Regions from separate parts of the Mus musculus genome. Here all the other regions are linked to region 1. The links are chromatin loops, found by intact Hi-C in ENCODE. Cell type or tissue: gastrocnemius. All regions are shown on one strand. Links, peaks and the distances in the headings refer to the core of each region. The heading gives the core; the rest is flanking DNA.

What was found. Hi-C counts contacts between places; a loop is a spot of excess contacts. Peaks named below come from ENCODE experiments on the same cell type or tissue, not always from the same donor. Only the 100,000 strongest peaks of a DNase experiment are listed, where the experiment ranks them.
Region 2: it touches region 1 in a loop (2.6-fold over the local background); 4 of 42 quality-filtered maps call a loop at or near these places.
Region 3: a loop joins it to region 1, with 3 times the contacts of the local background. A loop is called at or near these places in 3 of 42 quality-filtered maps.

Annotation. Positions count from the first base shown.
Region 1 is chr17:4,998,327-5,008,875 of GRCm38, forward strand. The region is part of intron 1 of Arid1b (AT rich interactive domain 1B (SWI-like)); the gene reads left to right. Among named protein-coding and RNA genes, the nearest start is that of Arid1b, 8.5 kb to the left of the region's middle. In gastrocnemius, for the core only: no CTCF peak of the experiment used is centred there; DNase peaks (open chromatin) are centred at 4,988 and 9,045; H3K4me3 peaks cover 2,415 bases; H3K27ac peaks cover 5,662 bases.
Region 2 is chr17:5,071,513-5,082,061 of GRCm38, forward strand. All of the region lies in intron 2 of Arid1b (AT rich interactive domain 1B (SWI-like)), which reads left to right. Among named protein-coding and RNA genes, the nearest start is that of Arid1b, 82 kb to the left of the region's middle. In gastrocnemius, for the core only: no CTCF peak of the experiment used is centred there; a DNase peak (open chromatin) is centred at 5,514; H3K27ac peaks cover 754 bases.
Region 3 is chr17:5,127,887-5,138,435 of GRCm38, forward strand. The region is part of intron 4 of Arid1b (AT rich interactive domain 1B (SWI-like)); the gene reads left to right. Among named protein-coding and RNA genes, the nearest start is that of Gm34854, 91 kb to the right of the region's middle. In gastrocnemius, for the core only: no CTCF peak of the experiment used is centred there; no DNase peak of the experiment used is centred there; H3K4me3 peaks cover 223 bases; H3K27ac peaks cover 4,485 bases.

The DNA.
Region 1 (10,549 bases), core at 1,614-9,613:
CCAAATAATTTTTCTTCTATTCACATCTTAATGCTGTGATGTTTTCTGATCTATTAGAAGGGAGTAGCAGTGGTTTGTTTGTTTGTTCATTTGTTTTTAATTTAGCTCATTTGTTTTAAGGAGGTGTGCTTTACAATTAATTAACTGTGGACTTGAGGAGAGACCTGGTTGACTTGGCACCTGATATCTGCTGCTTCCAAGTCTACATGGCTCACGGAGTTCTACTTTGATAAAAAACATTTCCCTGTTCTAGATGGAAAACTTGGGGTTTCAATTTTTGTCTTCGACCCACAGAAAGAGAAGTCCATGTAATAATTAAAACTTCTCATCTTTGTAAGCTATAAAGGGAGGAAGCTAGAAGCAGTTGTAGGTTCTTGTTACTTTAGAGGGTTATTTCTTAATGGTACCAATCATTGTAAGTATTTTTTGTTTTCTTGGAATGAGAGTGTATCCATTATAGCCTCGGTGGCCCTTGGGAATAGCTTTTTTTATCTCAGAGAAAAAAAGGGCAGACATATGACCTCAATTCACAGATTTCTTAGTTACCTTACCGGTAACATGTAGATTGTTTCTTTTCATACTTTTATTTTTTTTCCTTTTGTTTTGCTTTTGGAAGGACAGTATTATTTAGTATTTGTTATGATAGCTGTGTTAGGTAGCCACTTGTCCACATTATTAAGTTATGCCAGGCTATAGGTCATAAATTACAAAGTCATATTAAATAATGGAAAAATAAATCTGTTTTTGGCTTTTAATACATTTAGTTTCATTTTTGATTTTAGGCAAATGGTTTGTGTTGGATGGCAATTTTTTTTTATTATTTTTTATTTTTTTGTTACTGGGAATAAAACCTGCCTGTTGTTGAAAGAGGTCTTTTAAAGATTGAAATAAGCCAGTTTATGATTTTTTTTTTAAATGTAAGTATTTAGATAGAGCCAGTCTCAAAAGGAGTCCTAAGGACTGCTCACATATGTAAACTTTTAGTAAGTATACATTTGTCTTGAATTCTGTGTATGTTATTTTATTTTTAGTTTATAGATATAGTAAAGTGTAAGCTAGTTTAGGGTTACAAGGCAGGAAGCCCCAGGATTCTTCCTTATTTCTTAAAATGAAGCTAAGATATAGTGTCTTATAAGGTCAGTCCATCCCCTCTTCCACAAACCTTAGGTTGCTTGGTACTTCAGATCTTATCAAGATGCCACGATGGCCTACATTTGTATATTTGCCTAGGTATAGATGACTGTTATCTGGTTGGGTGAATTTAGTAGCCATGGCTCATACAAAAAGGCCTATTATTTAAGAAATAAAAACACCCCCCCCCCATATAAAAAATGTAGGATGTGTGTGTGTTTGTGTGTTCTGTTGTATGGGATGAAAATATTTGTAACTCAAAATCAGTTATGTTAGGTACCTTGATTTTTTTCTATTACTTAATTTTGACTATTTTTATAATAGTTTTAAGACAGCGAGTAGAAAATTAAACTCACATTAATATTAAGTCAGATTTATTCCTGGCATATGCTCTTCCCTTTATTCTAACTGGAAATAACCTTTCTCCTGTTTTCCTTTTGGTTTTGTCTGTCTGTAGTTAAGGATGCATTTTTGGCCAGGCTTTTGGTCACTGTATTTTTGTCCGCATCGCATCGTGTGAGAAATGTGTCCTGGATATGGGTATAACCCAGAGCACGCTTGGACACATTAACCAATGCACTCTAACCAATATCCTGCTTCCTCACTGAAGCCGAGAGAGCAACGTCTTCAGTGTGCTCCGAGAATACCAGTAATTCTGCTCTGAGAACTAATTTGAAAAATACAGGACTAGCTGCGGGAAGGTTTAGTAATCTTACCGCACAGCACACAGTCACCTTATAAAGAAATCAGTGTAACGGGGGTGGTGTTTTCAGTTCTGTTTCTCTTATTAAGGGAGCATATATTCCTTTATAACTTGGGCTGGTGTATGTGCAAAGGTGACTTCTGATAGGGCAGCGGCATCGATTCCCTAGGCTGCACACCAATGTTACTGTCACCATCGGCAAACCTAGAACAGGATCCTTTCTATTATTTAACCCTGTATTTTCCCAGCAGCGGTGACTTAAAATTTTACTGGGTCTATGAAATTTCCCAGCTTGTTCTGGGAGCAGCGCAGATGCACTTGGGTCTCGGCAGGTTTAGGGAGGTGGCCTATTGGCCTATTGGCCTATTGCTGGTTTTTTTTTTTTTTTTTTGCTATTGCTGTGTCCAGCTGTTGCTTGTTGCTGCCCAGGTCCTGGAGCCCTGTGTTCTGAGCCTTATTTTGTGACTCATGCCACTTTGATTTTGTAAATGTGATATTTATGTTTGATAGAACTGCTGTGTGTTACTTAAAACAACAGATTTATGGAAAGCTGAAAATGAATATTAATAAGAATCCCATTAATTTTTTGTGTAATATTTACATTTACAAAATAGATGTTTTGAAATTTTTATGGCACTATAGCAGAACTATTTTTACTTAAGGGGCCATAGGAAGTTTTGGAACTGGGGCATTGTGGCCTGTGTGTGCCTTTTCAGAGGAGTGCTCTTTTCCAAGAGGCTTCTGTGGTTCTCTGTGGCCCGGGAAAAGCATGCTACGTGCTTGCTGTGGATGCACCCTTGGAGCTGTGGATGCAAGCTCGCTGTGCATGCAGGTTTGTTGTATGTACAAGCTTGCTGTGTGTGCGCTCATTACTTTGTATGTGTGAATGCTGTGTGTGCACAATTGCTGTATGCATGCTTGGAGCTGTGGATGCGTGCTTGAGGCTGAGGAATCCCAAGGCTCAGCCCTTGTTCCCTGTGGTGTGGGGGAGGAGCACTGTGCAGAGCTGCACACACCAAGGTGTTTATGGATCACAGATGCAGAATATTTCGCAGTACAGTTAGGCCCGGTTTGGAGGCTATTTGCATAAGACTAACTGACCCTTTTTGGTTTAATTAGGTGACTGAATAATTAACACGCGTCGGAAACCTTGATGTACTTCAGTGGCTTTTTTTTTTTTTTCTTTTTTCTCTTAGAAGCTCAATGAGTAGAAACAGATTCAGGTATCATTAGTTACTACCTGAGTGTCCTTAGGAATCTGTTCAGATTACCTGTGCTTCCATTTGAACAAATATGTTATTGATATACATTTACTGTCATGGCTCACCGTTTACACCAAGTGAATTTACTGGAGTGTAATTACGCACGGCTTCAGTAAGGTTTCACCAAATGTACTTTACTTTTGAAGGTTTGTTATTATTATTCTTATTATCTTAAATTTAGAGGCAGTTGGATGTTCCCAGGCTGGCCTGGAACTTGCTATGTAGCAGACGATGACCTTGAACTTCTGACTCATCCCCCTGTGTGCCAGGGTTGCCAGTATCGGCTGCTAGTATAGTAGATTTTGTGTGTCCCTGGGATTGAACCCAGGGCTTTGTGTGTGCTGGGCAAGAACTCTACTCATTCGGAACAATTTTAAGCCAACTCTTTCTTGAAGTTGACTTAACTGTAAGTAGGACCCAGCACGTTGTTTCCAAAGTCAGCTCCGTATGGGTGAGTGCCAAGTATGTTAGGAGGCTACTGCTAGCATGACAGATAACTAATGGGGAAACGAAATTGTTTCTTACAGTGATGTTTACTTCCAGGCCAGGCTGAGCATCCACGGCAGACAATGGTGTCCATTGTTAAAGGCAGCAGACTCTGGAGTGACCTGTCAGTGGACAAGGGGCAGCCTGTGCTGACCTTTAGGGTGCTCTCTCAGCATTCTGGCCTTGAGGAAATACGAACGTGAGAGCCAGGCAAAAGTTCTCTCTTATTAAGCTATTCTGGAAGGGAGTCGAGTTTGATGAAATCTAGAAAATCCTGGATAACAGGACCACACCTTTTCTTTTTTGGAATAGATTGCTAGAAAATGACAAGTGTTTAGATGTGCATCTTCTTACACTGGTGAGGCATCGACAGTATAGAACTTGCTGCTTAACGGTTTGTAGGCATGGTTGGGTAGCACTAGGGGGTATCTCATTCATGCTGGCTTCTCTTCAGGCTCTTCTCCTTTGTAAATAGCAAAGAGGAGTTGCTTTTTCTCTGCTTTGTGTCAAACTTTGACCTTGCTGCCTCTCACTGCATGTTATAATTAGGCTTTTTTCAAAAATGCCATGTCATAGTTTATTAGTAAAAAGCCTTCCTCAGGTTCCACTCGGGCACCTGTGATGTTTTTCTTTTTAATCTTATTAATCGGTTGACTTCTTTTGTAACGTTGAGATTGTGGATTTGGTTTTTTCTGGAGATGTGTGATCATGTCATCATTGGCCATGGTATCATAAGGGAGAAACCTGGGGTGTTGTATGATTGGATGTGGAAATAAGCTGTCATGATTACTCTCTCTCTCTCAACCTCTCGCTCTTTTTAAAGATTTATTTACTTCTCTTTTTGTATATGATATATTTTGGCCATGTGGTTAGATCCTTTCCTATGGACAAGTAGGTTTGTGTATATGTGTGTGTGTGACAGAGAGGTGTGGCACACACATGTTTATATATTTTAACACTGCTGATCTTGTAATGTAGTTAGCTCTTGAGTTATGGATAGACAATATCAGATCCTTCCACTGTGTTGGGAAGCAGCAACATAGATGCGAACATTAGCATTTATGTGTGCTATGAGGTATGTGGCTGCCCCAGACACCCTCCTAGCAGCAAGTTATTTATAGAACACCCACATTTTAGCCAGTGCTGCGTAGACACAGGCAGTTGTGTAGGGCCCCTATTGCTCCCTTTTGGGTGATGCTGATGCTGCCAGGGCCTGCCCTGATACCTGGACCATGAGTGTTTGGGGCCTTGGGCTTAGAACTGGCTCATTTTAGCGGTGTGAATGGCAACTGTATGGTTTTGCAGAGTAGTGGCCTGATTTGGGGGGGCCGGGGATGGGACCTGGGAGGAGTGGATTGTGACAATGCAAGGAATTGCAGGTTGCTGTGCTGTGGCAGATGATGCCATCTCCCGGTCCTTCTAGTCAGTCACTGGCTTTGCGCCAGTGCAAAATGTTGCTCCGTTACAGAGGATAAAAACCCAAACTGGAAAATCGAATCATTATACAGAATGGTCTCTTCTTTTTCTCAGCTTTCTGCCTCACGCAGACTTTTGGAAACAGGGAACAAGTCTATTGGGGAAGCGCCTTAGCTGGCTGGGTATTTCTGGGAACTGTTTAGATAATGCACGCTGGCTGAGCAGTACGGCAGCCACTGCTCCAGGTCCTGAAATAAACCTCAGAAAGCCAGGTGCAGTGATTAGCGGAGACAGTTCCATATTCTCAATGTGGGTTTCTGGCTTTCTGTTGTGGGTGTCTCAGAAGTTCATTTACTCTTCAGAAATGATTGGGAATCCCAACATTGATCTAGGAGTTGATATCTAAGTTTTGAAGCATTACCAACTGAATTAAGAATCCATAGATTTTCTTTTTGCTGTTTATATGTAATTTTAAATAATAAATTCACTTTGCCTTAGTGAGCTATGGGTAACCTTGGAAGTGGAGGTAGAAAGTCTTGCCAAGTAGGTAGTTTTCTGAGGAAGCGGATTCAGGGACTGGCACACGTGTTCTCTTTAGTTCTGGGATGGTTTAGGGTTAAAGGAAGGGTGACCATAATGAGACACTCTCTCCTGATGGAGTCTAGCAGGCTGTGACTGGGAGTCTAGCAGGGCCATGGCTAGGGGTCCAGCAGGGCCATGGCTAGGGGTCCAGCAGGGCCATGGCTAGGGGTCCAGCAGGGCCATGGTCAGGGGTCCAGCAGGGCCATGGCTAGGGGTCCAGCAGGGCCGTGGCTAGGGGTCCTAGTTGTCAGGCGTGGGTACTTGTTTTCTCTATCCTGAAAGGAATTTGCTTTTCCGTTTTTGGGAATGTTGCTGGCAGGCTGGTTGCTGAAGGCCTTCAGTTCAGTGTAGCCTTTCTGACAGACCCCAGGGTGTATGCCCTTAACTCTGCCTCCCTGCTTTCCCGAGTGAGCGTTCTCTGCCTTGCTTCAGGGTACGGTCGAGGACGAGGCTGCCCCATCAGTTAGGTGGTATTTATCCCTGTCCAGCTCCACACTTCATTGTTGCTTTGTCGGCCCCAAGTAGCTGTCCACCATGGCCTTGCCTCTTCAGCTCTCAGGCTTGAGTGGAAGCAGAGAGCTGTGCAGATACTCAAAGCACACTGAGTGCATGGGTGTCCCGATGGGGATGTCTGGTGATGTGGGAGGTCCTCGTGAGTGCATGTCATGGTACTGCCAGTCCTTTGCTTGGGACACAGCTCTTTCTTACACTGTCTGTTTATACTGTGAGTTGCCTGTCTGTGCCAACTCTGAACCCAGGTTCCTCTTGATTAAGTGCATTGCGTTTGCACTCTTGATCGCTGAGCCATTTCTCCAGCCCCCGTCCTTTTGTTTTGATGCTGAGAGTTAGAAAGCTAGAACAGCCAAAGCTCAGTTTTCTTTCCAATGAGTGCTAAGTGCTGTTTGGTGCCTTACACACAGAGTCAGTAAAGCTCGGGCTCCATGATTTTCCCTGGGGAAGGATTAGAAACTCCTAGGGCTTTGCAGAGGAGAAATGAAAGTGAATGAATGGCTGGACTGCTTCTCTGTTCTTGTGCAAAAGACCACGGCCGTGGAAGCTAACTGGGGGAGCTCCAGGTGGGGCAAAGCCAAGAGCCAGAGATAGAATATGGGGATGCCCAGTGCACCCCAGTACATTGTATGGTACCCCCAAACAGTACTGGGGAGCAGAGTGTCCTGCCCGAGGAGACCTTTAAAAGGTGGTTGGTAGTGTGTCTACAGTGACCCTGTCCTGATTCCTGCTGCTCCCTCTCAGGTCTCAGTTCAGTCAGGGCTCACCCTTTTAGGAACCTGAGAGCTAATCTTGGATATGATGGTGATGACGAGAAAGGGATTCTCAGGTCTTGATTGTCATTTGTATGATGCATTCTCCTAAGAAATGGCTTGCTAGCTGGGCATACCCCCGCACCTACGATGCCAACTGCTAATGTGTTCAATGTGTCTCAGCTACCTAATTGAGTTCCAGGACAACCCAAGTTACAAAGTAAGGCCCCTCAGGAACAAACAGTGAAGTTCAGCAGTGCCCTTCGATCTGGTCACTTGGTCATTTACCCTCACCTCACTGACAGCCTGAACCAGGGTTTCAGGGTAACAGGAAGGAAAGCTGCTCTGGACTTGATACCCTGGGGGAAGGTGAGAGGCCAGCCACTCAGCTTGAGGGAGGGATCTGCTCTATGCTTGTGTGTGTGTGTGTGTGTGAGAGAGAGAGAGAGAGAGAGAGAGATATGTGTGTGTGTATGTGTGAGTGACAGAGAGAGAGATGTGTGTGTGTGTGTGTGTGTGAGTGAGAGAGTGTGTGAGTGAGTGAGAGAGAGAGAGAGAGAGAGCAGGCAGGGGGCAAGAACGCTCCTGGCTGTCAGCTGAGACTTTGAAGACAAGGGCAAGAGCCAGTTAAGAGCAGGACACTGGGGATGGGATGTTTATTGTCTGTGTGACTCCAGGCAAGTCATTTCAGTCTGTGCTTCCTGGTTCAAGGAATGGGAAAGACAGGGTTTCTCTGTGTAGCCCTGGCTGTCCTGGAACTCACTCTGTAGACCAGGCTGGCCTCGAACTCAGAAATCTACCTGCCTCTGTCTCCCGAGTGCTGGGATTAAAGGTGTGCATCACCACGCCAGGCTTCTATGGGGTTTTTTGTGTGGACTTGATTAGGTACCATGGTCAACGAAAGGGACCTTTTAATAGAGTGACAAAATACAGTGTTTTCTCATCAACAAAGACCGTAACTGAATTTGGTTTCTTTCTCTTGTCGTTAATTTAACAGTCTATCAGTTTTTTTCCTTCAGAACAAATAGGTTAATATTTGAAGCTTATTTCTAATCTAAATCACCTCAGATTTTTTTCTGATATTTCTTCCTTTGCCAAGTAAAGGAAAACTGAGTTATTGAACAGTTGTAAAATGTGGGCCATAGTTTTCAAGGCTGCTACTGGGGTAGGATGGCAAGGCAAATAGATATGCAGAGAATATTTGTAGGTTGTTAAATTGTGTGTTGTTTATCATAGAGGGCTGCTCTTTGATTACTGAGGAAGTAACTCTTGGCAATTCATTAATTTGCATAGTTTGTTGGGTTTGTTGAGGGTTGATTGAGTGACTCTGAGCTCTAAATGTTGTGTTGAGAAAGAATCTTGGTAGACAACTTCCAAATTGGATCTTTTGCTTCTAATGAATTTTCGCCATGAATTAGGCAGGTTAAAATCGTAGTTGTACTGCCTACGAGTTTGCTGGCTTTGGAAATGGTCCCTAACCTCGCAGAACCAGACCTCAGATTCTGATTCTGTTGGCTGATCCAGAAGACAGAAGGGGTGGGGTGGGGGTTTGCCTAGTGCAGGAGGGGAGTTGTCCACAGCCCTTGGGCTTCCATCAGTCTGTCCTTTCACCTGGTGGGCACAGTGTGAGGCCAGGCTGTCCCTCCTCTGTGAGGAGCTCCTGGCCCGTGAGCACCTCCAGACAGCAGTATTGACTTTGATCCTGTAGGAGTTGTGTGTCTTGTGAAGTCCCTGCGATTTCCCATATGGCCATAGAGCTCCTGAAGGAAGAGAAGAAAGGAGGCATCAGAGGAGGAATATTATTAGCATGTGTGTGCTTGGACAGCTTGTAGGAGGATGGCTTTTTAGCCTACATGCTCTTGTGAGGGTTTTTATGGTTCATTGAAAAACTGATGCAAAGAGTTTGTCCTCAGCTGTTAAGATATTCGAGCGGCTAGAAGTCAGCGCGTTGACTGTCTGTGTGTCTAGCAAGTCTGTATAGAAGGGTGTTGGATGAAGAGTGCACTCCAACGTCAGGTGACTGACTCAGCAATGCCCTAAGCTTCATTTGTTTCCAACATGTGATCATTTTTAGGACTGTCAAAGGTTCATGTGAAACACTCTAGGTAGTGTGCGCTGCACCACGTGACCAAAATATTTTCCCCTGGCTGCTTCAGAGGCTGACTGTCGCTTCTCAACAATTTTACTTGTTGGGCATCCTGCCAAGACGTTTAAGACAGCCCCTTACGTGAGCCTCCGTTCTTAACCTCACACTGAAGTGCCGCGACCTTCACATATGTAGATTAGCCATGTGTTCTGTGAATTGAAACTGCCGCCTCAGGAAGAAAGCGGCTTTCTTTATTCCAGTGGGAATTTGACAGCTATTCATCCCTGACCTGGGCAGAGGTAATGCAAGGAGATTGGACTCACATGGAGCATGGACAGATAACTCAGGCGTGTGCTGGTGCGCTGGTACGGAAGACTCTCCAGGTCCTGCGGTGTGGGCACTGGCAGAAGTGTTATGCAGACACTCAGTGTCCCTGTGGAAAGGACCCTTTCCGTTGTGGGCATCTCTAATCCATGCTGAATAGCCTTTCCAAATTAAGGTTTTGTTGTTGTTGTTGTTTTGTGGGGTTTTTTTTTTTTTTTGCCTTTTTTCTCCCCCCTTCCTTTCCCCTGCCCTCTCTCATTTGTTTGTTTATTTATTATTCATTTATTTGAGACAACAATCTCACCATGCAGTACAGACTGGCTAGTCTAGAATCCACTGGCTTTCCACTGTTTCCTGAGTGCTGGGATCACACAGGCAAGTGCCTGTGTCTGGGCTTTGAAATAATTGCTGAATTTTTGTTTTTTGTTTTTTTTCCTTCCCTATAGATATTTGAAAACAAAATGCTTTTCTTTTGTCTTTTGTCTTTGTTTTGTTTTTTGTTGTTGTTAAAACAAAATGCCTTTCATACAGTGGACCATATGGGTTATGTGTATTTCATACAGGCAAGCCTTTCAAAGATACACGGTTTTGGACCTCGGGGAGGTGTGCTGTACACGTCTGAAGTGAGCTCGTATGGTTTTCCTCACTGGAGAGTTTTATATTGATGAATGCAATTAATGAGCCGTGGGTTTTTATTAGGTAAGAGTAGTTTGAAAGCGTGTCTCTCTGTCTTCTTAGTCAGTGTCTGTGGAGTCACGGCTCTGCACGGGTGGCAGCTGAGGTACTTGATGGGCTTGGCATGGTAGAGCATTCAGAAGGCACAGTTCTCATTGTGCGATTAATAGATCTGAAGTGGCACTCGAATGAGTTCTTGGCGGAAGGCGGGGGTCTGGGCGGTGTGGCGCTTGTAAGTGGCCTTGTGTGGCTCTCAGGCAGAGCCCTTCCTATGAACACTCTGCTTTATGGCATGGGTCAGAGCCTGGCTGTCCCAGTGGGTTCAGAAGGGCTCACTCCTCTGTGGGCCTGGTAGACCAAGGAGAGGAAAAGCTGCCCTTCTGACCTGAGGAGAACTTGCTTCTTTCTACTGGGGAGGGAGTGGGGGGATCATTTTTACAAACTGAGAAAAGTGGTTGTGACGACATCTGCTTTCAGAGCAGTGGGGCCCTGGTCTCCAGGTCGCTGGGCTCACGTGTGCCCAGCCTCTGTGTGTCGCTGTGGATTGGGAGCAGGGGCACACCTCCAGAATGAGGTGAACAGAGGTGGGGTGCTGGCAGTTGGCATGCAGGAGGAAGGAGGG
Region 2 (10,549 bases), core at 1,118-9,117, 73 kb after region 1:
GTAAAAGAAGCAGAAACAAGCAATAGCTTATTATTATTAGCTTACCCACATTGTCTTTGGTTTTCAGCAGAGAGTGGCTGGCCTGCATTCCCTTTGCAGAGTGTACTGCCCTACAGTGTGCTGTGCTGTACTTTGGGTCTGCTGGGTCAGCTGTCATTTATGTTCCACAGGTCTCTCTTCTTGCTCTTTGTGGCTTATCCTTGGATTGACATTTGCTGTCATCTCTTGAACTGGGCTGGGTCCTTTGTAGCTGTTCTGTGTCCTTAGGACCATCTTCTAGTGGGTCCCTCAGAAATGGAACAGAGAAGTAAATCCAAGGTCTTGCGTGTTGGAGAATTATCTTTATTTTACCTTCATATGCAAATTACAGAATGACTGAGAAGAGAATTTTGGAAGTCACATTCCATGAACATGTGTGTGTATACATGTGTGTACATATATGTGCATATACTTACATATATGTGCACATTTATACACACGTTATTCTGAAGCCAATTGATGCACACCTACATACACACACATATGATTACATTTTTAGATACAGGAATTCACTATCTAGCCACTGCTGACCTGGAACATGCTTTGTAGCAGGATTAGATTTGTCTCTGCCACCCAAGGGCTGGCATTAAAGGTGTGTACCACCATGCCAGCATTCGGAAGTGGTCCTCACCATCTCTACTGGCTAGTTTTGTATCAACTTGACACAGCTGGAGTTATCACAGAGAAAGGAGCTTCAGTTGAGGAAATGCCTCCATGAGATCCAACTGTAAGGCATTTTCTCAATTAGTGATCAAGGGGGAAAGGCCCCTTGTGGGTGGTGCCATCTCTGGGCTGGTAGTCTTGGTTCTGTAAGAGAGCAGGCTGAGCAAGCCAGAAGAAGCAAGCCAGTAAAGAACATCCCTCTATGGCCTCTGCATCAGCTCCTGCTTCCTGACCTGCTTGAGTTCCAGTCCTGACTTCCTTGGTGATGAACAGCAATGTGGAAGTGTAAGCTGAATAAACCCTTTCCTCCCCAACTTGCTTCTTGGTCATGATGTTTGTGCAGGAATAGAAACCCTGACTAAGACACCATCTTAACCACTTATGTTGTCCTGGGATCTGAAGCCATTTCTGGTTTTGCTCCTAAACTTTGCTATTTCTCTGTGCCTCCCCACCCCCACAATGGTGTAGCTTCTGACTTCCTGGTGTCCTTGAGCTCCATCTCAGCCTGGCCGCTTCTTTGGCCATGCACCCTGACTCTGAGTCACACAAACACCCTGGGACTCTTTCATCTCCAACGTTATCTCTACCCTTCATTATTCCATGTTTTGTAGTCTCTTCCCTTACTGTTCTTGTTAGGATGTCGACTCAGTGTGCTCCGTGGGGCCCTAGTGAGCACCAGCACCCCTCAGCCTCAGCCTGCTGTGTAGCTGTTGCTTCTGGTTTGGGGCTTAGGGCTATTTCTCTTCTGTTTTTCTTTTTTTTTTTTTTTTTTTTTCCCTCTTGGTTACCCTTTGTAGATGACTCCCAGTTCCAGCATTATATATTTAATTTACAAAAGCTCTTTTTCATCTCCTCAAACCTTCCCTTTCTTATCCTTAATTTCTTTGTTGTTTTGTTTGTTTTAATACAATCCTGTTCTTATTTCAGAAAACCATTTTTCTCTGAAACATAATTGACTGTGCTCTGTTTTACACAGTTTCATTTTCTTCTATTATGTCTCTTTTTAGGTTTTTTTTTTTTGTTTTGTTTTGTTTTTTAAATTCTATTTTATGTTAGGTACTTTCTTAAACTACCAAGAAATCTCAGGTTGTCTGAGTTTCTGAGGAGAGATTGGGTTGCTGGGCATTGGTTGCCGATTGTGTGGAGAGGGGATGGAAGTTGGTCCCTCCTAAGTTTGCATTTATATCTATCTGTTCTGTTGGTTTGGCCTGGTGTTAACCCAGGCAGAGGATGCTGGCATGCTCTTAACAGAGAGGATCTTAGCATCCAGCTGCTGCTGCTGGTGGGTTCCAGCAGTGCTTCTGGGGCCTCCGCTTAGCCATCTTACAGGAGTAAGACTGGCTTCTTCCAGGATGAGGGAGGACAAGCTGAACTTCATGGGAGAGGATCTTCTTGGTCGTTGCTTCTTCCTCCCATGTTTAGGCTGTAGATCCCTTTCGCAGCCCCTCGCATCTGTGCCCGCCAGCTGCCGCTCTGCCCTTGCCTGTATCCAGGGCCATCAAATTCCTGTGCCCTGCCAGCCTTTCTGGTCCACTGCATGTAAGCAGCTCAGGTAGTCACTGTCTGTCCGTCTGTTTATGGCTTCCACATTTTGCTGCAGTTGTTCCTGTACTCAGGAGTTTGTTAGAAGAGCAGACAGAGCGGGCAACCAGAAGCAAGCAGTATTGCCATTTTGTTTAGGAGGGAATGACTCTAGATGTGAGCTTGAACCTGCTACCTTCCTGCAGATGTCTCTGTAGGTTATAAATGTGGAAGTCAGAAAGGTAGAAGTTTGGCTTCTTCTGTACCTTCAGGTCTGCTTGGGGTTTTCTCCTGCTCCGTACAGACTTTTTTAACTTCTGTGAATATGTACACAATTGTGGGTGACAATCTGTCCAATAAACAGAATTTTTACAGACATTAAATATAATCAACAGCCTCAAAGAGTCATGTATATTCTGTTTTTTGTTGTTGTTGTTTTTTGCCTCCCCCCCCCCCCCCCCCCACCAGTGGCTTTGATTGTTCACATAAATTGAAAATGCGGTCTCTTTTGTGTCTTGGAAGTTACTTCATTTAAATATGACTTAATATACTTCACTCTCTGTGCAGACATCTTAAAATTACTTGTGATCACAGTCTGTCCTGTAATGTCACTGACCTACACAACACATCTCACACAGCATAATAAGAGTTGTTATGGGCTGGAGAGGTGGCTCACCAGTTAAGAGCACCTACTGCTCTTTGGAAGGTCCTGAGTTCAAATCCCAGCAACCATATGGTGGATCACAACCAACCGTAATGAGATCTGACGCCCTCTTCTAGAGTGTCTGAAGACAGCTACAGTGTACTTACATATAATAAATAAATGAATCTTTTTTTTTTTTTAAAAAAGAGTTGTTATAATGCTGTTTGTTTCAGAGATATTTCCCATTAACAATATGTGGGTCTCCCTCGCCCTCCCCCTTCCCCTCCCTCTCCACCCCCTCCCCCCCCCGTGTGTGTGTGTGTGTGTGTGTGTGTGTGTGTGTGTAAGTGGTCCATTGGCACATTCCTTTCCTTCCCTTGCTCTCAGCACTTACCACACTTTTGGCTCCTGACAAAGGGTGTGTTGGGCAGACTGTCCTTCATACCGTCATCCATCAGCCCTGTACTCCTCCTGTAACTGCTTCTGTAGCTGTGGACTTTCTGGAGTGTGTGCTGGAGCATCCTCTGGGGAACCCTCCTTCCCCTTCCTCCCCAGATGTCCACAGTTGACACTGTTGTCCGGGACATTGCTGGAGCTCCTGGAAAGCAGCACAGGCAGGCAGTTATCTCACTGGACAAAGTCTGTGCAAGAGGTGCTTGTGGAGGGCAGAGGGCCAGGCCGGGTGCCCTGGTGGGCTCGGAGGTACAGCTGGTGGTTGGTGTTGGCTAGAAGGTTTACCTGCTAAGGGCAGGAGTGTGTGCTGGGAGCCCCTTTACATGGATGCAAACTGGGCTGAGCAGGATGGGGGTGTCCTGCCCTCATCTTGATAGTACACGTGCATGCACATTGTTTGCTGTGGAAGGGTGGCCTAGATGTGACACTGGAATGTGTGATTTCCTAACCAGCTGCATCAGAAAGTACTTGAGTAGTACCCAAGTAGGGTCATGATCAGAAAGACATGTGATCTTTTTTCCACTTTGTTTGTATGTGGAAATCATTGCAGATGGAGCGGCTGGTAACCCACAGACATTTATTCTTTCAATGTGGTAGTCCAAGACCAATGTGCTGCCAGGACCTGTTTCCTGATGCGTGGCCCCTGCTTTCTGCATGTGCACCTGGAAGACAGGGGGCCACCTGGGTCTGAAGTCTCATGTAAAAGGTCTCTCCTTAAAGCTGACTATCTAATTACTCCCCAAAGGGTGAGCTCCTGCCACCTCACTGTGGCCACGAGGGGTAGATTGCCAGTGTAAGCATTGTGGAGGGATACTTAAGACAAAACTTAATAGTGAATTAGTTATTTTTGTACAAAGCCACCCAGAACTATATATGATAGCTCTTTAGATATTTAAAAAGCTGGGCTTAGTGTCACACACCTTTCATCCCAGCACTCAGAAGCCAGAGAGATAGGTGCATCTCTGTGAGTTTGAGGCCATCCTGGGCTACATAGTGTTCCAGGGCTGCTTGAGCTACATAGGACTGTGTCTCTGAGGGGTATGAGGAGATTAAAAGAAAAGATTTAAAGATGAATTTTGGTTATAGTTTTAATGATTCTTGTGGTATTTTCTATTATATCAGTGTGGAATAGGAAGATTTTAAAGAATTCAGCTACATTGTTCTAAAAAGGTGTCAGTCTCAGAATAGCAATCATGGTGATACACATTTTTAAGGAAGTCATAGCTTGTAAAAATTACTCATTGAAAAGTCTTCCTTAAAATATCTGTTTCCATTCAGGATGCTCATTTCTTTTAAATTGACATTCATTGTAGGAAATATTTGTATGTTTTAAAAATGAGTTTAAAGACTTGCAACTTTGTGTCAAAGGCCATATTCTCATAGTAACTTTAGAAAATTTCCTTAATGATACTTCCTGTACAACCAAGAAATAAAACAAAACACAAACAAACAACAAGCCCCAAATGTTGCCCGACATTCGCAGGCCTTGCTCAGGAAGAGGGCCACTCTTCTTTTGTTGCTTCAGGCTCTGCCTGTCAGAAGGGAGGAATAATTATGGTTTTTTTTTCTTTCTTTTTTAGATTAATTTGTACATTTATGTACATTAAAGTGCTCAGTGTAATTTACTATATTTGCCTTATAAATATTGGCAGAATTCCATCCTTAATGAGTTTGTAGGTCAGTAATCCAAATAAACCTAATTTACTGAAAACAGTGAGCTAAGGGCCTCTATAGTTCATATTGATCTGGCTGTCTGAGGGGTTGGCTGGACATGGGGACCGTGTCTACTCTGCTTTTCTCACTAATATCAGACTTGACGGTATGTGAGCAGAAGTCCACCAAGAATTAATGACAGATAGGATATGAAGAGATACATTTGTCAAAAGTGAACTTTAAAATGGATTCCTTAATAGAGAGTCTTAGAAACAAAACAAAAATAAATGTGACATTATCTTGTGGGAAAAATTAGTTCTGAGAAAGTTGTAGAGTCTCATTTAGCAACTTTAGACACCTGTTGAAAATATTTTAAGAATATCACTTCTATAACATTTCCGTGTTTCTTGTTATAAAACATAACAACTGACAGCTATGACTATTACTAGCTCTGTTGTGAATGGTGCAGTAAGCTGTGAGGCTGGAGCAGGGCCAGCCATGGATAAGGATGCCCATGCCCGTCGTTCCCAGAGGGTCACCATCCCTGTGGGAGTGTTACCCATGCTTGCTCTCGTCTACCTAGGCAATTCTAGATCTAACTCCTGGATTATGGTGTCCTTGAAGAAGGACAGCTGGTGGCTAGAATGCCCCTACTGGCCTGGACCCCATTCTCTCATGTGACAGCAGACAAATCTGGGGAGAGCTTTGTGCATTTTGGAGAACACCATCCTTCCTGCTTGTGCCAGCAGTGCCCTTTTGTAGTGCTGCGAAGCTCAGAGCCCTACTTTGGGCTTGAGGGCTGAGGCAGGGTTCGGGCACAGCTTCCTGTGAGATGGCTGTGTATGGCAGACCCAGCCTAACGCGGAATGCAAAGCACCCTGGCTCCAGAGGCTGAGCATACCTGAATATACCCTTACTCTAGGGCTTGGGGTAGCAGATATAGTAGCACATTAATTAACTGAGGTAAAGCTCAGTCTCTGTCTTTGATCTCGATAGCTTACATTTTTCTTGTGCTTTCTAGCTTTATTTATAAGAGCTTGTTTGAACTAAGTCTTGTCAAAGATCAATCTGTGTGGTATTTTAGAATCCATGGAACATGAATTCTCAATCTGCCAGGAAAATAGAAAGCCCTTGAAAATCATATTTAACATGGGGCATACATCACATGGATAGGTGTATAAGAATTGTGCTGTGTTTGAACATAATCTGTATGCTAATTTTTTAAAGTATTATGTTGGACTCTGGAGCAAATCAGAAATAGTAGGTTTTACTAAATCTCATTCTCTTGTAGCCATCCTTAGTAATGATTCTCCTTCCCCTGACTGGCAATTTTCTTTATGTTTTATAGTTGAGATTTCCATTCTTGTATTTTAATATGTGGAACCTTTGGGTTTCTAATACACTAGAAATGCCTTTATAGTTTATCTCAATAAATTTGATGACTAGAAAGTAAGTGAGCCCTCTACCCTTTTGATAATCTGCAAGAAGAAAGACGACTTGCTAACAGAGATGTACCAGCAGGGCTGAATCTAATAACTTTCCTGGCTTCGTGTTTATTGTGTACAAAGGTGGTGACATTTTGCAGGTCAGGAATACCATAGCTTATTTTCATGTCTTGTTCTTTGCAATACCTAGCTAGCCCGGTGCCAGACAGGCCATAGGTGGCGGATTAGAGAAGGGCTTGCTAAGGGAACACACGGAGCAACCCCCCAGCAAACGCCACAGAGGGTTCTGTTTACCTCTGTCGCGGGCAGGGTGGAAAGCAGTCTCGCACAGTGCTTTTGAATGTTATAACCATAATAACAAGGTTCCCCTTTTTTCTCTGTCCTTAGTTTTAGAAGGTACTGAGACTGAGTAAACAACCCTCTGGATGTCCACCGTGATTTTCTGATGTCTGTGATCCTGAAGTGTGTGGTGGTAGGAAGGAGTGCTGGGGTAGACTCTGGACTTCAGCCTTGGCCCCTCAGATCTGTGTCCTTTTTGTTGAGCAGAGCATGAATGTTAAATATGTTAAAGCAAGCCGCTGGGACCTGGTGTTTGGTACATCATCACATCCTGTCTCCCCATCTTCCTTGTCATCCTTTTTCAATTCTCACTGCTCAGTTTTAGGCATTGATTTTCAGTCTGTATTGTTTAGTGACTTGGTAGACATTCATCAGTCATTTCCCTCCTTCAGGTCCGACTAGGGCAGAGAGAGGCATGAGGTTTAAGCACAGTGCTGAGGGATAAAGCTGCTTTATCCCCTCGCGCTTCAGCCTGGGGACACTGATGTCACCCGATGGTCACATGCAGCTTTTACCAGGGATTGCCTCATGCAGCCTGAGCTGGCAGGCCTCCTGGCTCCAGGCCTGTGCATGAAGCCTTTCTCTCCTCTTCTTCCTCTCACCCACCATTCTTCCCAAGACACCATGTAGGCTGAGCCTGTGTGTGCCATGTTGGGCAGGCTGTTCTTACCGACTTGGAAGCTTTAACTGGGAGCAGGGAGCTTGCCTTTCCCTTTACCCTGGTACCTTGAAAAGTGTCTTTCATAGGATGGTGCTATTGGGTATGGGCTCTGTGGGTCAAGCACAAATCAAACAAAATATTAATACACTTTTGTTTGTTATATTAAAAGCAGACAGTGGTCTGACAGAAAGTCTGCGTATGAATACTGCATTGAATTCCACGTACATGATGTACAGACCAATGAAAAATGTTAAATTTTCAGGTTTGATTGTTTCTTCCAAAAGAGATTTTATAGTACTAGTAGTAAGAACAATAACAACAACAAGTCCTTAGAATTCAGTTAATTTTTTTTCTGTATATATTCAAATTTCAGCATTTAGTGGTGTTGAACAGAAGATGGGAAACATTGAAATGTGCCAGGAGGCCAGGTCATGCACAAATTTTGATTTCCATACGAAGCTAATTGTAGCTTAAAGACTGCACTGCCATTGAGTGGGCTCCGCTGTCACTACAGTGTACAGGAAGGAATCCTTCGACGTAGGATATTGATGCTTTGTGAAATCAAAGTAGGCCAAAGGGAGATGAACTAATGCTAGTCTCTACTACATTCTAAACATGTGGAGGAGACGTTAGGATTTCTATAAAAATCACTGTGAGAGTTAGTGACCTATGACCACCGGCAGGGCCCAGAGCTAAGGGACAATGAGGCTGAGCATGGGAGGATATGCGATGGAGCATGGGAGGATATGCGGTGGGAGGATATGCGATGGAGCATGGGAGGATATGGGATGCAGATGCTGTGATTTGGTGTGGTCTGTGTCTTTGTGGTCTGCTTGCGCTTTAGAGCTGTGGCACACAATGAATTGTCTGCCACTTGGTATGTTCAGGACTTTGATCTGAGGCGCCTTCTCTACTGAAAGGAGAGCCTGGGTTCTGGGTCTCTGGATGCCTCTGGGGGTCCGGGTTCCTTAGTTCCACCTGTCTCCCAGCCTCAGGCCTGCACTATGGAACCCTGTGTAGTTTTGTAGATTAAAAATACAGGGACAGGCTGCTGGTAACTTGTTCTAGTGTGACAACTCATGCAAGAACCTCTTCTGTGTGGCAGAGCACCACCCTGCTGTCCTGGACTCTGACATCACCTTATAAGGGACCCTTGACCTCTACATTTTGCCTCTGTTTGTGACTTGATATCCCTCATCTCTTTCTTGTCTTTTTGATGAAACTTTGACTACTTCACAAAGCTCAGCTGCATTCTGCTTTGTAGTCCTAGTCTCTTTCCAGAAGGTCTGCAGTATCATGTTGTGTTGCATGCTGGGAAGGGAAACATGCATCTTAAAGTAAAACAGCTTGTCTGTGCTGATAGCCAAATACTCTCTTTCAAAAATCACTTATTCTTTAATTATGCACCTGTGTGCACTTGAGCGTAGGTGTAGGTGCCCTCCAAGTCCTGAGGCATCCGATTCCTTGGAGCTGGAGTTACAAATCCTTGCAAGCTACCTCGAGTGAGTGCCGGGAACTGAAGTTGGGCTTTCTGCATAAGCAGTTCACACTCCTCACTGCCAAGTCATCTCTCTAGCCCCACTCTTGGTGCTAGAGTTTATCTCTCTTAAAAGACTACCTTGCAGTCCCTTACTAAGTACAGTTGAGAACCCCTTACCGAAAATATCTGAGGCCAGGTTGGGGTCTTCGGGTTTTATTGCATCTGCATTTATAAAATGGGCCGCCTCAAGGTGTGGGACTCTAAACAGGACACTGACACACAGTCTGCAGGAATTTAATACAGGATTTTTACTTGTGTTTTGACCTGAGACCAACACTTGAGGCCAGTTGTCTAGTGCACCATTAGTACTTACACAGTTTGTTTTAGATAATGAATGTTCAGCCAGAATAAAATCTAGATAAATGCTTGTAGCTGATAGCCATTTACTACCCATCAGGCTGTCTTGCCTTCATTAAACTGACCGTGTGTATGCCGTGTGGTAGAAACCACAGTTTGTGAAAGAAAAGGTTTCTTTTGGGAAGCGAATGTAGGCGTGCACGGATAGTGAGGTGTGTGAGCTTTGCACGGTCAGAGCTGGGGAACTAAACAGAGTGTTAGTAACTGGACTCAATGATGGCCGTGATGAGGAAGTTCCTGAGAGAAGAGCGGAATTGTTTGCACAGTTCAAAGTGGACTGCTCTTATAAGATGAAATGAGGAAGGCTAAGTGAGGTGAGATGCTTCACAGTGCCAGCCAAACTGGCTGCCCGGTGGCTGTGCAGATCTTGGGCTATGGCTTGCCACTGGGCTGTTTCTCCCTGCCAGCTGCTGTACACGGGAAAGCCAGGCTCTGTTTAGATTTAAGCGTGTGGGGCTTTTGTCAGTGAGTTGTTTGTTGTTCCTGGATCTGAGGTCCCTGGGGGGCGGGGCAGGGGTCACACTGAAGGCTGCATTGCCACACTTTGTTGTTGTTTGATAGTATGGAGATTGACAGTGCAGATTAGAATATAGAGTGTTACATGGTATAGAGCGTTATGTAGTCTAGACTGTTGCGCAGTTCTGGTCTTGCTGTTACAGAGCACTATGCTTCTGTTAGCAAATGCAGCAAATGTGATGAGAAGTCCCATGTTGTACATTTCTGTGAGAAGCATTTTATATAACATGATAAATATTTCTGTTTCTATAACCTGTTAAATATTTCTGTTAAAGACTTGCTTTCCCCGAAGTTGCAGAGGTGCACACTGTTGGAAGTTCAGATTACAGCACACATTTTTGAGGTGAACCTTGGAAAGATTGAGAGTTGTGTGTCTGGATGATGTGGTTGGTTCTCCTGCTGTGTGTCGTAGATGCTGACAGTGCTCGTCCCTGACGCATATTTCGGAGTAGACAGATAGCACTGATGAGACCCTGCAAAGTGCCTGCAGGAATCAATTTGTGTTTATATTTATAAAATGATGCTGAACTTGTGGCTGTGAGCTGCGCTCGGCCCAGAGCCACTAGGCTGCTGTTCTCGAGCTGTCCGTCTTTGAACTTGGGATAAGGACTGCCCTCCTCTGTGGGCTCAAGGATCCATCAAAGGCAGTTAGGGCTTATGCCCCAGTAAAGGGTAATTTAAAGGAAAGAATGCCCTGGAGCCACCCGACTCAGAAAGAT
Region 3 (10,549 bases), core at 1,261-9,260, 130 kb after region 1:
TCGAGGGTTCTTTTCTTAGTAATATACACTTTTGCTTGTGAAAAAGTGACTGACAAACACTAATCATTGTAACTTGAGCCACTTGAATGCAGAATGCATGTTCTTAGTAAAATACTAATGAGTGTATAAAAGGGAGTAATTGAAAAAAAAAGAAGGCTCTCCTTTTTTCTTCTTCAAAAAACCAATGTCTGTCTTCTTAGACGTGGAGAGAGCCATCTCTGTGCTCCAGATTGGAAAGAGCCACTTTGTTGAACCTGTCCCCAAACCCCAGGTAGATGGGGGTCACAGTTCTTTCTGCTTATCCAAGCTCACTGTGCCTGCCCTGCTCTGATAGTACTTGGGAGGAGGCACAGTGGTGGGCACTGGGGTAGATTTGTAAATTGGCTATTTTGGAAGTTCCCTCACGTCATTAAAACCCGATTCCTGACCCCATCTTCCTCAAGCAGAAAAGTCGGGAGATTGACGTGCAAAGAGTTGGATTTTCCACAGTCAGCTAAACAGTGCTGTGTCCCTCTGTGGAGTTGCCCTTTTTGAAGGGAGTGGGGTACTCAAGGCTGATAGTTCTTACAGTAGCGGGTCTTAAACCGGACAGTAGATGCCTTACAGAGAATGCTGAATACCTGTTATTATCCAAAAATACACCTTAGGGATAAAGTATCAGCCTGAAAGTCCTGCCTTTAAGGAAAGAGTCTGGTTTGTCTGTGTTCACTTTAGTCTTTGATAACATCAGCTGTTATTAGGGGCTGTGCGTTTTGAAAACGAGAACATTGCTGTTAGGCTAATGGTGCAGTGCAGTTAAAATCCATGAATTTAATACTATGGTTCCTTTGATGATTGGAAACCAGTGAGGGAACACAGAGAAGCAGTCACTTAGCTGGGTCCTGATTTCCTAGTTTTCAGCGCAGCCCTAAGCCTATCTCAACCTGTTGGCAGGTTTCTGCAGAATTTAAGTCTACCAGACGAATGGCTGCTGGGTGAACTCTTTGGAAAGTTTTTTGTTTGTAGCTTGAACTTGATTTAAATGGTTGTCATGAAAAGGTTAAGAGTGTAGCTGTCTTACATTGATTGATCCTTCTCAAATCATTTTAAATGCTTTAAAAAATTACAAGTTAATGAAAGAGAAATCTTATGTGTCTTCACATAGCTCTGAGAGTTCAGGCATGGTTACTTCTTGTTAGCAGTTTGCTTAGTGTTCCTAAGTGTCAGTAGCCTTACACTGTCAGCAGGGTTACAGAGTTCCAGGGGAGGCACTGTACAGGGTGGGGGCTCCCCAGGGTAGGTGGGGTCCCCTAGGCAGTGTGCCCTGTGGGTGGTTCCTCTGCCATTGTAACTTTTGCAGAAATTAGCCATCATTGGGCCAATTTCAAACTAAAGATATGAACATAGTTTTGATGTCCTGGGAAACTGGAAAAGGGACACATGGCTTTTTGTGTTTTACAATGTAATGTTCTTACTGGAGAGGCTAATGTGCCACCCAGACATCGCATTCCCTCAGACCGGGAGAGCAGGAAGAGACACCATGACTGTCCTTCCTGGGGTCCCCATGGCCCTGTTGGTCATGTCAGAGCGAGAAGATAGAGCTGAGCAAGGCGGCAAGTGTTTGTCTCCTTTCTTCCAAAACAGCATCCCACTTAAATATGGATTCTGTAAATGAAAATTCAGTTAAGACTTGAACAGTTTAGACTTCTTCCATGAAAAGAAAAGCCTAAATACAATGGAAAGCTTGAATAAGGGAATATTTTAAAAGAACTGTAGCCTGCTTTTAAAGCACTAAAATGCTTGTGCACCCAGTGTTTCCTGACTGACTTCTTCAGTCTGGTAAAATAAATGGAAATTTCTTTACCTTTAACTTTATTTACTTGGTTAGTTTGGGAAAGCACCCAGAGCCTTGTGCTCACTCTGCTGTCTGTTACCTAAATTCACTTCCCCAAAGTAGGGAGGTTCAAACTCGGTGTAGCCAAGGCATTTGCTTAGGGACAGCTCATTGACTTTCAAAAACTTGTTTCAATTTTAAAAACAGATTTCTAACTAAGTTTACTTTCTGCAAACTTTCTCATCTAACATTCTGAAGATTTCCGTTTAACATGTGGGGGAAATGAATTTCAGCCCATTCTGTAGGGCTGTCAATTAGTTCTTGAAAAGTTAACGGAGGACTATGGGAATGCTGTAAAAATAGACTGGCCAAGCCAGAGGCTTCGAAGGGCTGGGACATAACTGATTTGCAGGATATTGGTTTTGATAATAGAAGGATAGTGATGATCTATAGTTGATAAATGAAGCTCATTAAGTAAGGGATGATAAATGCATACACTCCTGATTAATAGAAACATCTGCGCACAAGATCTACTCTGCTTACGGCTCTCTGCTGACCTGGGTGGGGCCCTGGAGCCTTTCTGTGGCTTGACCTAGCTGTCCAGGATGCAGGCATGTCCCAGAGTCACCCCCACAGCCCTAAGCCACTGTGCCTGACATCTTCTCTGACCGGCGGGTGAGTTGGGGATGGGAGGCAGAGGAGGCAGAGCAGGAACTTGAGCCATCAACCAGCCTGAAGATGAGGTGGCAGGCAGGTCTCTGTGTTCTGAGCATGTGCCCAGAGCCTGAACTTGAGCAGGTATGCAGAGCCTCAGGACACATTACAGTGGTTATTTTCCTTCCTTGTATGAGGATCTGTGATTCTCAGGACCTATCACACCCTTTCCTGCTGTCTTGGTTTTGGCCGTGGTACCCACAGGGCGAGTGCCACACCCTCGCCCTGCCTCCAGGCCGGGTGATGTTGTCCAGTGGGACAGCAAGGGTGCTTGGCTTCGTATTATCCTACTTTACTGGGAAATGGCTCTCACTTTACAGATTGTCACTTTGCAGGTGATGAGAAGGCACACATCTGTTTGCTGTAACAGGGACATGTGACCAGCAGGCACTCACACTAGCATCCGTGCACTGGTTACTAGTATTTATGTTTTTTTGGATCTAGAAGTAACTATTCTTAATATTAACTGTCAGTTTAAGAGTTGGAATAAATAGAAGGTTCCCCCAACCAAAATCTTCTTTTCTTTTGCCACAGTGCATATGACTTTAGAGCGTGCTCCGCGCCCCCCCCCCCTCATCTTTTTCTTTTTGCCTTCTCTAAATTGTTGTAAAATAACTGAATGGTCTTGTTTTCCTTTGTTTGGGTCAAGAAATTTTAGCTGAAAATTGTTACTGTGTGAAAGAAGATTATTGACTCAACAAGCCTTCAATTTTCCATGAATAACACTCCCACCCCTAGCTTCGGGTGCACGCTGCGCATGCATTCTATTTTAAAATACAGTCTGTAATTTAAAACAGGCAGTTGGATGCCCCACTGAACTTTGTTTAAGCCTGGAATAAAAGAGAGAGAAAAGCTTTAAGCCGCAAAAAGGTGGCTAAGCCTCCTCAACTGCTTGTCTTTCTAATGCATCCATCCTGTTAAAGAGCGAAGCTTGCAGGTAATGTTGCCAGCTGGTGCCACAGCTGGTTTCGCCCAGTTTCAGGCTGTGCTGTGGAGATCTAGTCGCTTGTTTCCAAGACCCCAGGAGTGTCCATTGGCACTAGCCAGTGTGTATGTGCTTACACATATGGTAGTTCAATGCATGTGTGAATATTATTTCTGATATTAATTAGTTAATTAATTTTTTTCAAGGCAGGGTTTTTCTGTGTAGCCCCGGCTGTCCAGGAACTCAATCTGTAGACCAGTCTGGCCTCAAGCGCAGAGATCCTCCTGCCTCTGCCGCTTGAGTTCAATGATTAAAGGCCTGTGCCTTCACCACCTGGCTCTGATTCTAAATGAGTAATTTTGGCAATCATTTGTTATAAGGTAGCTACTGTTGTGTTGGTGTTATATAAAATGGCTTTAGGACACAAATGTTGACCACTGGACTGTTTGCTTTCTGAGATTTAGAAAGTGCTCGCTTGGAAGTAGCGTGCATCTTTCACCTTCTCTTCCTTACAGAAACGACCAACTTGCCATGACTCGTATGGAAGGCACGCTCTGTCAGGGGACCTGCTTGTGCCAGTGTTTCGTGGCCTCAGCCCAGCTCTGCTCTTGAGTAGCTAAGCCATGCTGCCTCAGGGTGATTGCTTCTCCTCTCTGGAAAATGACTTCTGTAGACTGAGTTGCCTCAAAACACCCTTGATCTCCTTCATGGTCACTGTAGGCCTTTTCTGTTAGTATTTAAGAAAGAGCAATAGAGCTGAACTCTCTTCCCTCCTTACAGAGCAGAGCGTCAGGTGCGTGAGGTGAGTCTGCAGGAGGCCCTCTGTGTGGCTCCTACTGCCCCTCATCCTCCATCCTGGTGCCCTTTATATTTTTGTGAAGGGAAACATGGGCTTTATTTAGGAACTTTGGCCACCAAAGAGCCTAGACCTTGTTTGGCCTTTTATTACCAGAGACATGTAGCAGCTCAGAGGCTCCCGCTGTGCCCTGCTTATGTGATTCGTGTGGTAGTCTTTCTTGGGCAGGAGTACAGGACGTCTAGGGGAAAGGCAAGTCCAGGAGAAAGAAGAGAAGCAAGAACACCTGTCGGTCACCGTCTCCGCAGGCCTGCTATACAGTGCAGGGTGGAAAGCGGTTCAGGAGCAGGCTGCAGGACTCAAGTCGTGTGCGCTCGTGTGGGTGTGCATGTGCGTGTGTGTAGGCCAAGAATGTCTCCCTGCACTGGGCAAAAGGGCAGCCAGCCTTGTGAAGCAAGACAGTCTGTGTTCTCTGAACTCTTCACTCCTTTCTAATGTTGCCAAGTTTATTACATGTGCTGTTAAAGTTACCAAATAAATACTTTGTTTCTACAAAGATTTTAGATTTTGATTTGGGAAGTACAGTGAGTGTGTTACCAGTCTTTCTGCTTATCTTTACTAATTTTTGCTTTCTGGCATGCGTTGCGCCATGACATGGTGAGCATCCACTGTAAAGTAGGCCAGACAGAGTGAGTCACAGTCCACCAAGGGAAGGTAACAGCTTCCTGCTACCCCACCCTCCATCTCTGTGCACTCTTCAGTGTCCCTAATGCTGTGATGCGGACAGGGTCTTTCCTAGTCTTTATTTCCCCACTGCTGCTGTTGCCTGCCTAGGAGCAGTGCCAGCCCCTGCTCAGCACTGGGGGTCGGGTTGAGCTTTTGTAGTTGGCTGCTCTGGAGTAAGGCTGCCGTCAGGTAGTAACCCAGCACCTTCTGAGGACTGTTTTCAACAGGCTTACTTGGGAGCGGGCGCTTCAGTCAAAGAATTGCATGCACTGCTAATAAAAGAAGAGTCACTGCCCTGGGAGGGGCCATGAGCTGGAAAGATGCCTCCCAGGGCTCTCAGGGTTTCTGTGGCTGGACAGCATGGCCCTCCCCACAGAGTAATAGTAAAGCCGTTAGCTGTTAGGTGTCTTCGTGGGCTGTCTCACTGACTTTGCTTCTAGGATGGCACAGTGTGTGTTTTTAAGAAATGTGATCCCAGGCGTGGTGGCACACTGGCACACGCCTTTAATCCCAGCACTCGGGAGGCAGAGGCAGGTGGATTTCTGAGTTCGAGGCCAGCCTGGTCTACAGAGTGAGTTCCAGGACAGCCAGGGCTACACAGAGAAACCCTGTCTCAAAAAACGAAAGAAAGAAAGAAAGAAAGAAAGAAAGAAAGAAAGAAAGAAAGAAAGGAAGAAAGGAAGAAAGGAAGAAAGGAAGGAAGGAAGGAAGAAAGAAAGATGAATGACAGCAATTTTATTCTCCAGTGGACATAGATTCCTTTGCATTACTCAATTTGATATACTTTTGACTGATTGACTGATTTTTGCCTATTTTGGAAGAATATTTCTTAGTTTAATTTGCTTCAAATTCCTCTTCCCTGAATGAATATATTTTTCGATGTATGCATTTGTGGACCTAGAATATAATTGTCTTTTTTCCTTATGGAGGGTTCAAGTGACAGAGAACTTGATTTTTTTTTTAGCATGAAATTTTCAGAAGATGTTCTCTTTTAGTCTGTAGAAAAGGCTACCCCGTTGAGCAGCGTGAATTCAGTTGTACATTTAAAGTCCTGCAAAGGACATGGTGCCTGAAGAGATTCTTCTCAACGCTGCAGATGTCCTTGCTCTTCCTGGCCAGGGATACAGCTCCACAGCGGAGCAGTTTCTCACCCCGTTGTACAAGGTCCAAGGTTAGCGCTCCATCCGGACTCAGGAGGGGGGAGAGCTCTCCACCCCAGCCCCCACCGGTGTCTTCATTCTACACCAAGCCTCTGCCTGTTGTTCCCCAGGGGAACAGGGGCCTTTGCTTTAGACATGCACTGGTTTGGGTTTAGTGGACTTTTTTTTTGGTTGGTTGGTTTTTGTTTTTGTTTTTGTTTTATGCTGTTTTAAATGCTGTTTTATGAGCTAAACCCGGAACACATTATAGTCTCCAAAGATAATTAACAAAGCAAAACAGGATTAATATTAACCAGTTTACATGTGTGCATTTTATGTATTTAATTTGATTCAGATTTTGTCTGCTTTGAGCTCAAATTCCCAGATGTGGAAATAGAAAGTGGCCCGTGGTCGGCTGGCCGACGCAGTAGCCTCACTTCAGTCCGCTGCCCATCTCTGGCAGCTCCGCCCAGCTCCAGGCTTCACAGGTTACCACGTGCTGCCCTGCCGGCTTCACACTCACAATGGGGTGAGCTCCCTTTGAAGTGCAACTATTTTGCCCAAATATTTTTTGAGTAACTCCCCTTGCCCCTTAGGCTTTTCTTAGCATCCCTGTATGTTGACATCTTCAAATAGGGTACAGACTCACTCTCAGAAATTAAATTACATTTAACAATTAATGATTACTTCTTATGCCTAAATGGGTGTATTAGATGTAAAAATAACAAAAGAAATAAATTAAAGTTTTAATTATTTCAGTAGTTTCTTATGAGTGTCACTAGTATATTATTTTGAGACAGGGTCTGGTCTCATTGTGAAGTCCAGGACCACTTAAACTCAGAGAACTGCCTGCCTCAGCCTCTCTGCTGCTGAGAGGTGTAGCCATGTGCCACTGTGCCTTGGTTAAATTTCGTTTTTTTTTTTTTTTTTTTTTTTAACTATAACATCTTCCATTGTAAGCAGTCAACAGGGGTACTTAATATTCTTTATTGCTAACTAATATCTACATACAGTTCTAGAATTCTCCTTTAGCCTCGCGATTTTGCTGTTTTATCGAAGTTTCCACTGTTTAGCAGTCTAAGCAAGGCTGCAGGGATGTTCTGCCTTAAGCTCTCTTTGGACAGTGCTGTGACACTCCTGTGCCCATGCTGGCTCTAGGGAGGACACGGCACACGCCCTTTGGGTTGAGCTCCTCGTCTTCCTGTGAGCTACAGGAGCACCAGCTCTCTTGGCAGACTTCTTCAGATATCTTGATTATTGTTACTTGGTTGACTTTTTAAACATAAAGACAGGCTATTAAATTCCTACCCATCTTTGATACATTATGGTCAGTTTGGGGTTAATGATTTTTAACTGTGTGTTCAAGCTGACCTTGGTGATGCCATCTGTAGGTCTAGCTACCGTGGATTCCACAGCAGGGTTGTTTGAACTCAGGAGTTCAAGACCAACTTGACCAAACATAGTTAAGGTTGACAAAACATTCATCATTCATGCAAGTACGTTCAGTAACTTTATGGCCTAGAGACTTCATCTTCAACCCTTTACATGTGTGTGCGGCACAACACATACAGATCCTCACTAAAACACGTCAGTCTATGCGCCCCCACCCCACCCCCACCCCGCTTTGCACTCGGAGCCTGGGGTCCGTGGCTCACCAGGCCTTTGAAGCAGGAGTGCCTCTGCCGAGGCGGGCAGGTGCACTGTGAGCCTGCTGCCTCAGCCCTGGTCCCTGACGCCAAGCCCCTTGTGCATGGCTGTGTGAGTTCTGCAGTATGGAGCCTGCTGCGACTCCTCATTTCAGTGAGGCTTGTTCACACAGAAGGAAAGATGAGACGAATGTAGCTGGAGATTTTATGATAAAATAAAAATTCCCACAGACTTGGACTTCCTCTTCCTTCCTTGTTGGACTACCAAAGCCAAAGTCATGTTTGATCGGGAGCAACTGATAAAGAGGCCAAACCCTTTAGGGTTCACGTCATAAACTAGATCTGAGGAGTTGCAGACGTAGGCCAGGCAGGTGGCATTCCAAAGTGTCCTGCTCATCCCCGTGCCCAGTGTGGTCTTCAGATGGGAGTTGGTGACAGAGCAGCAGTTGTGACTTGAGTTCACCCTTCTGGCTTCTACAGAAAGCTCTAGACAGCAGATCTGGAGGAAGCCTGAGATGGCCCCTCAGGCTTGCATGCACTTTCAAGCTAGGCACCCAGTGCTACCCCTTAATTGAAACTGCTTGTGTTGCCAGGTGACAAAGGACTGTAATCCCCACACTCATCTCTAAAATTAAAAAAATCACGCATGTGTGTGCTCGCAGGTATGTATGTTCCCCTGTGCACATATATACGTGTGCAAATACACTTGGAGAGAGGGGAGGAAGGATATCTGTTAATAGCAATATTAAATGGTAACCCCATGTATGCGGTCTCTGACTCTTCATCCCAGCTGTTTGGATGATGATAGGTAAAGCCATCACTTTGGGGTATCCATGGCACTCACACCTTACGGTTCCTCCTCCGGGTTCTCTGCTGTTCCCTCAGTTTCAGTTATCAGTGTTTAACACAGAGACCCCATGAAGATCTGGGGAAGATTACAGAGGAAATGAACATGACTGTCTTTGAAGTGGACAAACCCCTGTTCTCATTTTTAGTGGCAGCCTCTGGTGTCCTTGGTGTCCTGGGCAGCTCAGCTCTGCTTTTCTGTTCAGCTAAAGACCTAAGGTACATACAACAGTCGGATGTGAAAGGTACCATAAAGACATTTCACCCTCCAGATGCTGTATTTAATACAAAGTGCGATCCGACGCTCTAACCTAATGCTCAAAGTCTTTTTCTCTATGGAAGTGTATGAAAGCGGCTTGGGTGAATTTTCTTGCAGCTGTCCGTTACTGCTTTTTGCTTGAGAATTAGAAAGAAATGTGTTTATTTTGTATGGATCAGTGGGCACCTTTAATGGCAAGAAGCTTGCTGTGACAAAGGACCGGGTCTCCTGTGAGGTTTGTATTCAGGCTGTGCTTCTGGAAGGACTTGAGTTGACCTAAAGTCACACATTCCTATGTAAAGAAAAGCTGTTCTAAGACATTACAATTTGTTGGGGGTGGGGTAGGATGGAAAAACAAACGAGCCCGGATAATGATGTGACCGCAAATGGAGGTCCAGTTTAAGGCTGCGTCCCAGCTACCATGGTAAAGAGAGAAATTCAAGGTTATATAATTTTTAATATAAAGGCAAAATTCGTTATATCTTAGGGAACTTCACCTTCTATGATTTTGTAGAAGGAAATGTTCTATAAAGAAACATAAAATGATCCTGAGAAAATAATGAAACTGATATGGAAATAGAGGCCTGTTCTGTGCAGTAAGAGCCGTGATCCCATATTATTTGGAAGCTTATAGGGGTCTTGAATGAGACCTTCCGGCCCACGTGAGTGGACAGGGTCCTGAGTGAGGCCTTAAGTCCCGCCCACGTGATGGACAGTTGAAGTCCCGCCCACGTGATGGACAGTTGAAGTCCCGCCCACGTGATGGACAGTTGAAGGGTTTTCTAGAACTCGATTGACTTGTTTAACTGTCAAAATTATAAATCTAGCAATTGTGTTCAAAGGAGTGGTTTATTGAGCCCATTTTTATATTTCATGGAAACTTTTAAAATAGTTCCCTTAATCATAAGCATGTAGCAGAATAAAAACTCAATATAAAACTTAATAACATAGCTAAATTGCAAGTAGTTTTATAATCTTTTTCTTTTGAGATAGGTGTGCAGGTGACGTTTTCCTTTGTCATTTGAAACTTCGGGTTTGTGTTTTCATGGGAGAAATTGGCTTTTCCATTAGTTATGAAATTGGGGGGGAATGTGATGGCTGGGACTTTGGGTGCTGGCCCTGTTCTGGTGACTTGCGGCCACCGTCTGGTGCATGTCACCCACTGGTGAGATGTGAATTCAGTCTCTCATGAACCTCTAGACTCGGGCTCACTGTCAGGTGTGAGCTTCTGAGAACAGGAGGCCTGTCTGTCTGTCTGTCTGTCCAGCACTTCCTGAGGAGGGACTTGCTGGCCTGACTCCTCTGTCTCCACCCCAGGAGAGGTCAGGGGAAGCAGCTTGGGCCTCCAGGTAGACTTTAGTCACAGCTCTTGACCCTGTAAAGAGAGGGTCTGGGTGCCTGCCAAGGAGCCAGCAGGGACAAAGGACAGCAGCCCTGATGTGAAACTGTCTCTCCTTCTCCTGGGTAGGAAGCTTGGGCTGCCTCTCAGGTCCATGAAAGGGGTGACTCTGCCGTTCCTGCTTCTATAAGAAACTAACTCTTAGGCTTATAACTAGTCAGCAGAAAGTGAGTTCACGCTACATTGTGTTTATTCCTGCAGACAGTAATATAATAATTGATCTGTCTTTGTTTGTGGCCTACCTTCATTATCTTGTTCCTAACTTCAAGTAGAAGAAAATCATATA